2 separate regions of the Homo sapiens genome follow, and region 2 is linked to region 1. Evidence: chromatin contacts called from ENCODE Hi-C or POLR2A ChIA-PET data. All regions are on one chromosome and are shown on one strand. The core of a region is the stretch at or near the end of the contact, and the rest is flanking DNA. Distances in the headings are between cores, read along the strand shown.

What was found. Hi-C counts contacts between places; a loop is a spot of excess contacts on that map. ChIA-PET counts read pairs that join two places held with the same protein, here RNA polymerase II (POLR2A). Pooled maps may share reads with other maps.
Region 2: a loop to region 1 is called in a pooled map, with 2.0 times the contacts of the local background. The contact joins two enhancer-like sites. A Hi-C loop is called at or near these places in 8 of 50 pooled maps. POLR2A ChIA-PET finds 5 or more read pairs at or near these places in 10 of 52 experiments (CD4-positive, alpha-beta T cell, HEK293, OCI-LY7 and 4 more).

The regions. Positions count from the first base shown.
Region 1 is chr3:56,874,905-56,880,396 of GRCh38, forward strand. It overlaps a transcript of ARHGEF3 not described here. Among named protein-coding and RNA genes, the nearest start is that of ARHGEF3-AS1, 62 kb to the right of the region's middle. Within about 2 kb of position 3,332, at least 5 of the 41 ENCODE cell types and tissues checked have a DNase peak (open chromatin) inside an H3K27ac peak, as active enhancers do; they include CD4-positive, alpha-beta T cell, where a contact is called at or near this core.
Region 2 is chr3:56,785,840-56,791,373 of GRCh38, forward strand. The region is part of intron 1 of ARHGEF3 (Rho guanine nucleotide exchange factor 3); the gene reads right to left. Among named protein-coding and RNA genes, the nearest start is that of ARHGEF3, 13 kb to the right of the region's middle. Within about 2 kb of position 2,880, at least 14 of the 41 ENCODE cell types and tissues checked have a DNase peak (open chromatin) inside an H3K27ac peak, as active enhancers do; they include CD4-positive, alpha-beta T cell, where a contact is called at or near this core.

The DNA of each region.
Region 1 (5,492 bases), core at 2,082-4,581:
ATTGTCACAGGACCGTACCACTGTGAGAATTTAATGAGGTATTTGGAAAGCACAGAGCATATGAATGCTTAATTCATATTAGCCTGCTATAGTATGCTATTTACTAATATAATAACTATAATTAGCACTGTGATTGGGAGGACAGGCCTGCGACTCAGATCCAAAAGCTATGGTATTTGCTAGCTGTAAGGCCTCAGGCAAGTTTATAACTTCTATCCACTCCGTTTGCCTCATCTCTAAAGGGGTAATATGAGGATTAAATAATAAAATGTATAGTAGCACAGTGCCCATCACATAGTAGCACTAAATCAACAGTAGCTGCTCTTGTTGCTATGTATCTAATGAGTCTCTCACAGCCATGCTGCATAAGGAAGGACTCTATAGCAATTTGGTCCCTTCCTCCCTGAAATTCTGATTAATATTAATCCCAGGAAAACCATGCTAGTAAGAATAATACTGAGCATCTCAGAAACACCCATGTAAGTAACTCAATCTGAGACTCATTCATTCATTCATTCACCCATCCTAGACATATTTATGGAGCAACTATGATGGACACTATGTATTTGCTTTGAGGGAATTCACAGGCTATTGGTGAGCTTGCAAACAGATCACAACTATACCATATACTATAACAAAAATCAGGAACAGCCTTCTGTACCCGAGTGATTGAAGTCCAAAAGACTTCCTGGCATCACACATCTGAGATAAATATGTTCATCTCATCTTCTGCCTTAAATTTTAAAAATTCTATCCCAAGCCCCCTTTTTTTTGAAATGCTACTGACTTTTTAAACATTTATCTGTCCCTTTCTTTCAATTATTCATACAATAGAAGAAACTTCAAGCATACCTTCATTCAATGTTTATTCAGCACCTGCTACGGGCAAGGCCTTGTGCCAGGTGCTAGGGATGTAAAAAGAGTGGAACACAGCCCTCCCTGTGAAGGGTCACAGCCTGCCTCTGAAGGTGAAATGGAAGCAGGCATCACAATGCTGGGTGATAAAGGCTAGGATGGCAACATAAGCTTGTGAGAGTGGGGTGGTGGTGGTGGTAGGGAATGGCTGGAGGGAGAGGTATAAAGGAATCCTGGGAAGTCTGGGAGCTTCTTAGAGGAGAGCTAGATATGAAGGGTAAGGGGGCATGAGCCAGGTGAAATGCGGGGAGAAGAAACAGCATGCATTCCACAAATGGGAGAATAGTATGTGCAGAGGCCCAGGGACAAGATGGAGCATGAGGAGTTGGAGAAATTGAAAGAAAACCAGCATGGTTGGCCTGCATGTGTAAAAGGTGGAAGGGAGTGGTTCAGGAGGTGGGCAGGGGCCAGACGGTGCAAGGCTTTGGAAGCACAGTCTGGGAACCTAGAGGCAGGCATGACAAGATAAAATTTACACTTGGAAAGATGTCCCTGGCTGATACATGGAGGGCAGACTACAAAGAGGTAGGGAGGCCAGTGAGGAGGCCACAGAGACGCTGAATACTGCTCGGCCTCAATGAGGGTCTTGCAGTCATGTTAGTGAGCTCCAGAAGAGCCTCCTCCACTGTTGGCAGACCATAGCTCAGCTCTTCCTCAACTTAGGAAGAGAGGGAAGGGGTGAGATTCAAACATCTGCCATGTGGATTTCTGTGTAGATTTCTCAAAGGGGACAGAAGAGTGGTTGTAACAACAACAATACATGGATCTCAAAAGCACTGAGAGCTGTGAGCACATTCTTCCCAAGTATTCCTTGCCAGGAGATTAAACAGGGCTCATCTTGATGGTTGCAAATCAGCAAAACAAAAAAAAAAATGCAGGAAGAATGTGAATCCCAATCCTATCCCACTCCAAGTGATGGTCCAGCCATGTGCTCCCATGGGAAAGCCCCACCAGCATAGAAAAGATGCCCCACCACCAGCTCCATCGCCACCAGCTCCATCCCCACCAGTCAAGAGAGGCGTGTGGGCCCTGTCAGGGGCTTTCCTAAAGGGTGGCAGGATGGGTGGAGGGGGGAAGTAAATGTCCCATCTCAAGTCATAGTCTTAGCAAGGGACTGGTCATGCAGTCGGAAGAGAGAAGGGCCAGGGAAAGCTGAAAACAATCTCCCATGCCTGTGAGATTCCACACAAGATACTCAACAGCTCTAAAGTTCATTTCCACTTCACTGCCAGAAGCAGAGGATAAACCTATTCAGAGATTGTAAAAATATTCATACTCTTTTAGCCAGGAATTTCATATCTCAAACTTTATCCAACTGATAAAAGAGATTACACAAACATGTTCCTGGATGCCCATCAGCATTAGTTATAATAGCGAAAAGTTGGAACTTATCTAAATACCCAGTAAAGGGTTGGTGGAATAGATTTAAATGAACACATTTGATAAAGTACTCTATCGTTATTAAAAATAATATTCTTACAGAATATTTCATAATATGACACGTTCATAATATAGTAAGTGAAAAATTCATGAATAAATTAATTTGTACTATAATCCTTTTTTTTTTTTTTTTGAGATAGGGTCTTACTCTGTCACCCAGCCTGGAGTGCAGCAGCACAATCACAGCTCACTGCAGCAACCTCCCAGGCTCAATCGATCCTCCCACTTCAGCTTCCCAAGTAGCGGCGACTACAGCCATGCATCACCATACCTGGCTAATTTTTTATTTTTTTTGTAGAAACAGGATCTCCCTGTGTTGCCCAGACTGGTCTCGAACTTCTGGGCTCAAGTGATCCTCTCGCCTCGGCCTCCCAAAGTGCTGGGATTATAGGCCCACTATGCCTGCCCGATCTCAATTTTTAAAAACTGTGTATGCTTATATAAATGTTAAAAGCTGGTTAAAAATATATATGCTCTTTAGGGATACATGTCCATAGCAAATTTATGGACATGCAAAGCAGAAATAAACATCAAACTCCGCAAAGCAAAGGTTTTTGCAAGGGTCTTTGGCATCACTGTTTAGGGCGTATTTCTTCAGTTGCATTGGTAGCTACATGGGGTTTTCTATTATCTTTATACCATTTGTATGTCTGAAATATTTCATAATGAAAAAAAATTAAAGGTTTGTATATAATGACAGGAAGGAAATACATCAAAATGTAGCTATGGCTTTGAGGTGGGATTGTCAAACTATTGTTCACATTTTCCAGTTTTTCTAGAGAACGTATATTCCTTTTTATTTTTACATTACTTTATCATTGGAGGCTATTTTTATTTCCACCCAGAGCTCATTTGTTTTATAAGAAAGAATGTCTGGTGCTGAGCTGTGCTCTGCAGCAGGAGCTCTGGCACCAAGGGCCTTTCCTGTGGTGACATGAGCTACAGCGTCTCTCGCCCATTAGAATTTAAACTAGAAAAGTGCTGTGGGGGAGGCAAGCTCCCTGAAACCATCCTACTCATATCCTCTGACGTGAGGGGAGATTCGTAGGTGGCTGCTGGGAGCCTTCTCCACTCGGCAGATTGCTCTCAAAAGTGTACGTTGCTTTTTATTTTCCCTCAGAAATAGTTTGTGTTCTAACCCACCAGGAAGTTGGGGGCCCAGTCAGGGGATTGGGTGAGGCGGTGGGAAAAAATAGTGACCGATTATATCATCAACTAGCATTGACTCTCCAGTCAGAATTCATTTTCCACCAAGTGCTGGGAGTTGAGGGTCAGAAAACAATTATTTGGAGATACGTCACCCATCACCGAGCTTTAAGACCCTTCCAGTTTCCTCTGTAAGAGAAACTCTTAACAGGGGTCTTGGCTGGGATCCATAAATCCCCTGAAATCACACATCAATTTTGTAAAATTTCCTGTGCTATCAACAGATTCCGGAAAGAGTTAAGTGATGCATCCCCCCAAACAATCGAGGATCCCTGTTCTGTAAGAATAACGTCAGTCATCCTGAAGGGTGTCTGAGTGATGATAACAAATAAACATTCTATAGGGCCACGGAATCAGGCTGCACAGTAACAGGTGAGTGGCCGGCAGGCAAGCAAAGTTTCATCTGTATTTATAGCCACTCTCCATCTTTCTCATTACCGCCTGAGTTCCACCTCCTGTCAGATCAGCGGTGGAGACTTTAGATTCTCATAGGAGCACACACCCTATTGTGAACTGCACATGCAAGGGATCTAGGTTTTGGCTCCTTGTGAGATTCTAATGCCTGATGATCTGTCACTATTGTTACCCCCAGATGGGACTGTGTAGTTGCAGGAAGGCAAGCTCAGGACTCCCACTGATTCTACATTATCATGAGTTGTGTAATTATTTCATTATGTATTACAATGTAATAATAATAGAAATAAAGTACACAATAAATGTAAAGTGCTTGAATCATCCTGAAACCATCCCCTACCCCACCCGGTCAGTGGAAAACTGTCTTCCACGAAACCGGCCCCTGGTGTCAAAAAGGTTGGGGACCACTGCTATAGGGCACTTACTTTTTAATCAAAGGGGGACATAGTCTGTGTTAATATTTCTCAACTTTAAGTCCCAGATACATTTCTTTAAAAGAGGTATACATTAGGCGAGTTCACTGTTTTGTTTTTTAACCCATCAACAATATTTATCAAGAATCTACTGTGTATCTAGCATTGGGCTGGGACTCAATGAAAACTTGAATATGGTCTCCAAAGACCTGTCCCCTCATCTGCAATTTCTTGTTCAAAGCACACATCTGGCGAATGTCTTACAACTTATTAAATGGAATAAAAATTGAGAGTTACTCATATTACTTTCCCAAACCCTCGCATCCTCTGGTATGAGTCATCCATTGGGACCCACCTTTTTTTTTTTTTAAAGATACTTTCCACTACACATAGAAACAGTCCAAAAACAACTCTTCAGTAATACTGCCAGTTAGCTCAGGGACAGTGACTCTATTAGATATCATCATTTAAATGCACAAAGATAAAGTTCCTTTGAGTAGCCCACAGAGGCCATTTACTTATTAGAGCAATTAATTTATTGGATTCAGATATTCATTTCACCATTGTTGCCTTTATGGCAAAACATCTTCTCCTGTGTGGCTCTATCTACCATTTAGTTCCATTCAACTCATCTCTCCTGAGTGCCTACTGGGAGAAAGTTACTTAAATTTAGTCACATTCCCTCCATGGCCACATCTAGATCTGTCACACCCTCTGTCATCTCCATATGACTGTAATGGTCAGCGGAATCTGCAGAACAGCAGTTTTCATGTTCCTCCAACAGCTTCTAGAATTCTTCCAACTTCTGCAATTATTATAATACTATGTGGCAATAAATGGTGGAAACTCAGCCCTGTTTGCCAAGATTCAGGAAAAATGCCAGGTAAATCAGAAATGAGTCTGTCCAAAGCTGAGTCCCTAAGCATAGGGATCGGCCATGTTGGTGGTAATGGGGTAGATTTATCTTCTATACAAGTCTCTTTAATGTGATAAAACATAACATATGAGATGGTTAAGAAAAAAGGAAATATCATCCGTAGCTGCACAAGGAGAAAAGAAGCCAAATTATCCACAGTCTTGTGACCTTGATGGGAAGTCAAGGCC
Region 2 (5,534 bases), core at 1,630-4,129, 90 kb before region 1:
GGTAAAAACTACAGGGACGTCTGACCAAGGGCACTGGGTCTGCAGAAGAAAATGGATCCCCTTCTCTTGATGTCTAGTTGGTTTCCGTTTTTGACAAGAACAACGGTTTTGAGCAGACAGGCCTTGCAGAGATGTGACCTCCAGAAAGAAACACAAAATATGTTCAAGATGCTCCCTGGTTAACTCCCAGCTGTCCCTTCTAGCACAAATTATCCCTTCAAATGTTTGGTCCATGTGTGTCCTCAGGAGCACATGTCCACACTTAGAACCAGGGGACACAGCACCCGGGTGTTTTAGAGCACTCTGCTCCCAGCCGAAAACAGAATACATTGAAATCTGATTATTCAGAATGGAAAAAGCTACTAGTCAAACAACCACATGGGATTGATTAAATTGGAAATAAATTTTTAAAAATCTTAAACTTTCCTGTTTTTGGCTTTCAGCTGACATCTTACCACTCACTGAGCAAGGGTATGCAGATAAATAAGATACAAAGCATGCTGTTCAGGAAACTGTGAGGTAAGTAATCTATAATGGATTCATCTGGCATTTCTGTTGCCCCCACACCCCCCAAATGAGCAGATGAATAGCTTCAAAATGTTATTCTTTGGGAGGGGTGTATGTGCATGTGTGCACAACACAAAACTGATTTCATTTGTTGAGACACTTTCCATCCTGTAGTGCATTTTTAATGACAAGAATTTAAAAATACCCAGTAACAACGGATTTTTCCAAAGGTTCATAACAAACACTGGCTCTCAGTGCTGTACATCTGCAACCTTGAAACATAGTGATTACGTGTTATTTTGAACTCTCAGCAATTAATATGCAACCAGATGTATCATTATCTACAGTTTATTAAAATGCAGAAGCCTGTGAATATAAAAAAATGATGCAGCACACAACAAAGAAGGCAAGGAGCTCAGAGACTCAGCTCTGCTCCCAGCATCACTCTCAGCTAGTTTCAATTCCAAAGAGATAATGGGGAAAATGGGTAGACAGTGGCAACTGACTTAAAATGAAAGAATAAATACAAACCTGTGATTTGGTTGTTGGGTTTTGTTAAAAAAAAAAAAAAAGTTGGCTAGCCATTGTAGAGTCAGTGGTAAGGGATGTCAATAAAAGTTTCCAGAAAAGACAAGGACATTCTGGTGGTAAAATAAAAATGGTATTTATTCCTGAGGCAAAGGATGCCTGCAGCAGAGAGCAGCAAGGTTCTCAAGTGTTTTCCAATATGGGCCATCTACAGAGGGGAGGATTCCTTTGAAGACTGCTGGGAGTCTAAATTGGCAAAATAATTTCCTTGGTAAAGGTTTCCCAAGCACTGCCAGGTTGGGAAGGGCACAAGGATGAAGTGGAAGGTTCTTCTTTTACATGCCAGGCCCTCCTTCCCTCTGCCCCAACATTTGAGAGTCAAGCGAGGGGCGCCCCTGAGTTTGCAAAGCAGGACTGTGCAGAGGGCCACTTGACCCTGCAAAGCTTCGATCAATTGCGATTAAATAAATTATACCCTGCCAAGGCACTTGCCTACTCATAGACTCTAGCAATTTTCTAGAAACAGAGCAGTCATCCTACTACACCTGACGCAGGTGTGACTCTTGTGACTCTGAAGCACTATATAAACAATGAGGGAAGCCTAGGAAAGGAAAGGAGGCACTGAGAGCCATGGAGTCACAAACGCTCTCATCTATGCCATACAGCAACCCCGTTATCCTGTTTCATAGAGGAGGAAGCAGGTGTTCAGAGAAGTGAGATGACTTCCTCCAAGTCATACCCAGTAATTAACTGGCAGTGGTGAAATCTGAATTCAAATCTACCTGCCTTGAAAACTTTCCCCGCCACCCCGACACTGGCTTCCCAGGATATACAACTTCCTCTGATAATAATAATAATAATATAATAGCAATATACAGGAGGACTTTGTGCTAGGCTGTGCCAAAGTGCTTTCTGTGCATTATTTCCTTGACTTCTCTTAAGTTAGTGCTATTAATATACCCATTTCACAGTGTAGGCAACTGAGACTCAGAGGCGTTAAGGGCCTCGCCTGAAGTCACACAGTCCAAATTGAGCCCAAGGCTATTAACTCAGCAAGGCCTGGGTTCTTAATTAACCACAGCATTGTTAGTTTCCTAAACCAGGGAGGAACCCTGAAACGAATAGGCTGTAGAGGCAGAAAGGAAGTAGACACTGACGCAGGGTGTGGAGGAGGACAGAATGTTCATTTGGCATTCAAGCCCTATCACTCTGGAATCAGCAGCTCCTCTTGACTCCTCCCTCAGAATCTTAGTGAGCCCAGGTTCAAAGGTGTCCCGCTTATGTGCCCCCAGAAGATGCTGCCCTCTGCTAAGGGCACACTTGAGGACTGGGGGGTGGCGGGCATCCAGCATCAGGGAGCCTATTGGATGACCACTTCTCAGTATTCCCCCTCCATAGTCTGCCAAGCTCCCCAATGAAATTGCCTGCTTCTCCCCCTCCTCGTGGTTGACAGTCACTACCCGTATTGTCGTGTTGTTAATGACTTGGTCAAACTGAAGTAGAAGTTCCTTGAGGACAGAAAGCATGGCTTTTCTAAACCAGGGGGAACATGATACACAGAGCCAGGTCTCAATAAATATTTATGGACAATTAAAGAGCATTAGGGGTCATTTTTTAGTTGTCTAGCTCTTTACCAGCTCATATCCATCACACTATGGAGTTTCCCTACATTTCCAACAAAGGATCTATTTATAGTTAAAGCACCCTGCAAATGAATAGGGCATGAAGAGCTCAAAGCAACCTAATCCACCCTCATCTGCTTGCCTTGGGTCTGTGTCCGTGGTTGGCACTTGGCTAGGATTCTCAGATGATGCATGTCAGGTGGGAGCCGGCCTCAGGACAACTTGCTCCCTACTCCTCTGGCCAGGGTGCCTCTCTACCCAGAGCTCACACACCAACCCCTGTCTGAAAGTCATTCTGGGAACAACCAGAAAGCCACACTAGATTTTTTTGTTATTCTACCTGGCAGAAATGAATGTGAAGCTTGCCAGTATGCTTGGAACATCTTTTGTTTTAAAAATAATAATGCCCAATGCTAACTCTGATCTCTTTATTTCCTACAAAGGAAGGAGCTACCTCCTAGCAGATGCCTTGCTAAGTATAACCACCTATAGCTTCTACTCAACTGATCTACGTTCAAGATAGATGCTGCTGCTGCTGCTGCTGCTGCTGCTGCTGCTGCTGCTGCTGCTGCTAATGACCTATTAAGTACTTGTTTGGTGGAAGCCCTTTATATGCCTATTTCATCTTCACAATTCCCTTGCAAATTCCCAATTTTCAGATGAGGAAACTAGGGCTTAGAGGATGAGACACAAGTCCAAGATCTCTCAGCTCACAGGTGGCCAAGTGCGGATTCAAACTCAGTTCAGGCTGACTTCCAAATCCAAATTCTTAACCAGTACATTCTAGGGCTGACTCCAATTAAAGTGTAATCTCACCCAATCCTTCCCACCAGAGTGAAGGAAAAAAGGAACAGGATGGTTTGAATCATTTTAGCTGGCACTTTGGCATGTTCTTTGACGCTTTGAAAAGAAAAAGATTTATGTTCTGAGAACAGAAATCTACTTTTATTTTTTAAGTTGGCTAACGTAGCACAGATTCATTTCCTATAACACATTAAAGCCAATTTTTATCTACTTAGTATCTGAAATTTGGGTCCTATGCTAAATGTCCAAATTTCAAGTTTAGTTTGCAAGTGACTGTGTCAAACTTGGGAACTTATTGTAGAATTCTAATCCTAGAAAGCCCCTCAGAACATGCCTTGTTCACTGTTTCCAAACTCTCTGTATTGCCATGATAATTTTTTGCCATATGTACATATCACCTGAGCTATTATGTACTATTTCCTTAATTAGTCATTTTTTACTTAAAAACTTATTGTAAAAATAAACTCTATCACTGCCTTAAATGGAAAATCACTATCACCTGCCATAAACAGAAACTAACTTTAAAAAATGAACCCTGAGGCCTACACTTAGTTACACAGGGAAATTATCAAGTGATGGGGAGGTGTTAAAGACACACTAATTCCAAGTGGAAACTTGAAATAATCAGAAGGATCAGATAATTTAAAAGGGAAAGTGATTAAATTATTTTGTGATTTGTCTTTATAAGATTTGAGCTGCCCAAGTGGTATGAAACCCACCTTCTGGGAAACAATGAACTAATCCAGTCCTCTCATTCCAGAAACAGACTCTGAAATTCCAAGAAGCTAAGCCTACCTTTGCCCTGTCCCCAGCTACTTGGGAAGCTCTTATAAGAACCAGCTTAGAAATAAATGCTGCATTTAAGAGACTTCCGAAGCAAGCTCCTGTTCCTCGATGTTGGTGCCAGAATCAAGCTCACTCTTCTAGGCCTTTGGAACCTGGGCATAAAGCATTCAGAGACTAATAAGAGAATGCAACATGTCTTTTCTGATGCTCTCTCCTTCAAAGCTCTCAGATAAGTCACCACCAAACATCTGAGGAGGAAGGAGGTGGAGGTGACAGTTCATCATGCATCTGTGGCTTACACACAAGAAACCATCAGTTTTCCCTCTTCTAACAGCTTATTTCCTTCTTTACAGTGGTTTCTGACTCCTTCTGCAAGATCACACCCAGACATCCCCAACACAATCACCAGGATGGCTGAGAAAATGAACCAAGACTGCCAAAACCTAACATGATATTGATGAGCCACTTCCACCCCTCCCCAACCTGTGTGAAGTCAAAAATTAAAAATAGTCTTCCCCAGTGACCTTTAGTTATCTTCTCTGTATTTGCCTGGGGTCGTTCTTGAAATGCCTGCGTGACTTGCGATTATGAAATGTTAGTATGCCAACATAAGATAGCACACTTGAAATGGGAGCTTGCCCTGGCCTTGGGTTCAGAAAGCACCCACAGGGAAGACTTACCATTTTGCCCCCCTCGGCCATCTGGCCCAACTCCATCTCTTTCTGCCACTAGCTTGTTCCCTTTTTCTTTCTGTAGCGTCTTCCTCTAGGAAGACTCCACATTTCCAAATCTGACAGCCCATGGCAAGTCCAAAACATTCACCTTTCTTTTTTCCTTTTCACATTTTTTTTTCAAGGTTCTGACATAGGCTGTCAGCTTTATTTAATTCAATCAGGTTGCCAACTTCTAATGCTAATGGTATCTACAGAAAGAGTGCCCTCAGGAAATGCTGTATTTCTTCTTACTATTTATCACCTCTGCTGCAAACATTAGGTCTGCAGAGTTCAGAAAGACATCATTTTAAGATATGTCGTGGCCAGAAGTGGTGGCTTATGCCTGTAATCCCAGCACCTTGGGAGGCCGAGGTGGGAGGATTACTTGAACCCCGGAGTTCGAGACCAGTCTGGGCAACATAATGAGACCCTGACTCTAGAAAAATAAAACAATTGAAAGAAAATTAGCCAGGCATGGTGGCACACGCCTGTAGTCCTAGCTGTAGTCCTAGGACTACAGCTGTAGCTACTCTGGAGGCTGAGGTGGGTGGGAGGATCGCTTGAACCTGAGAGG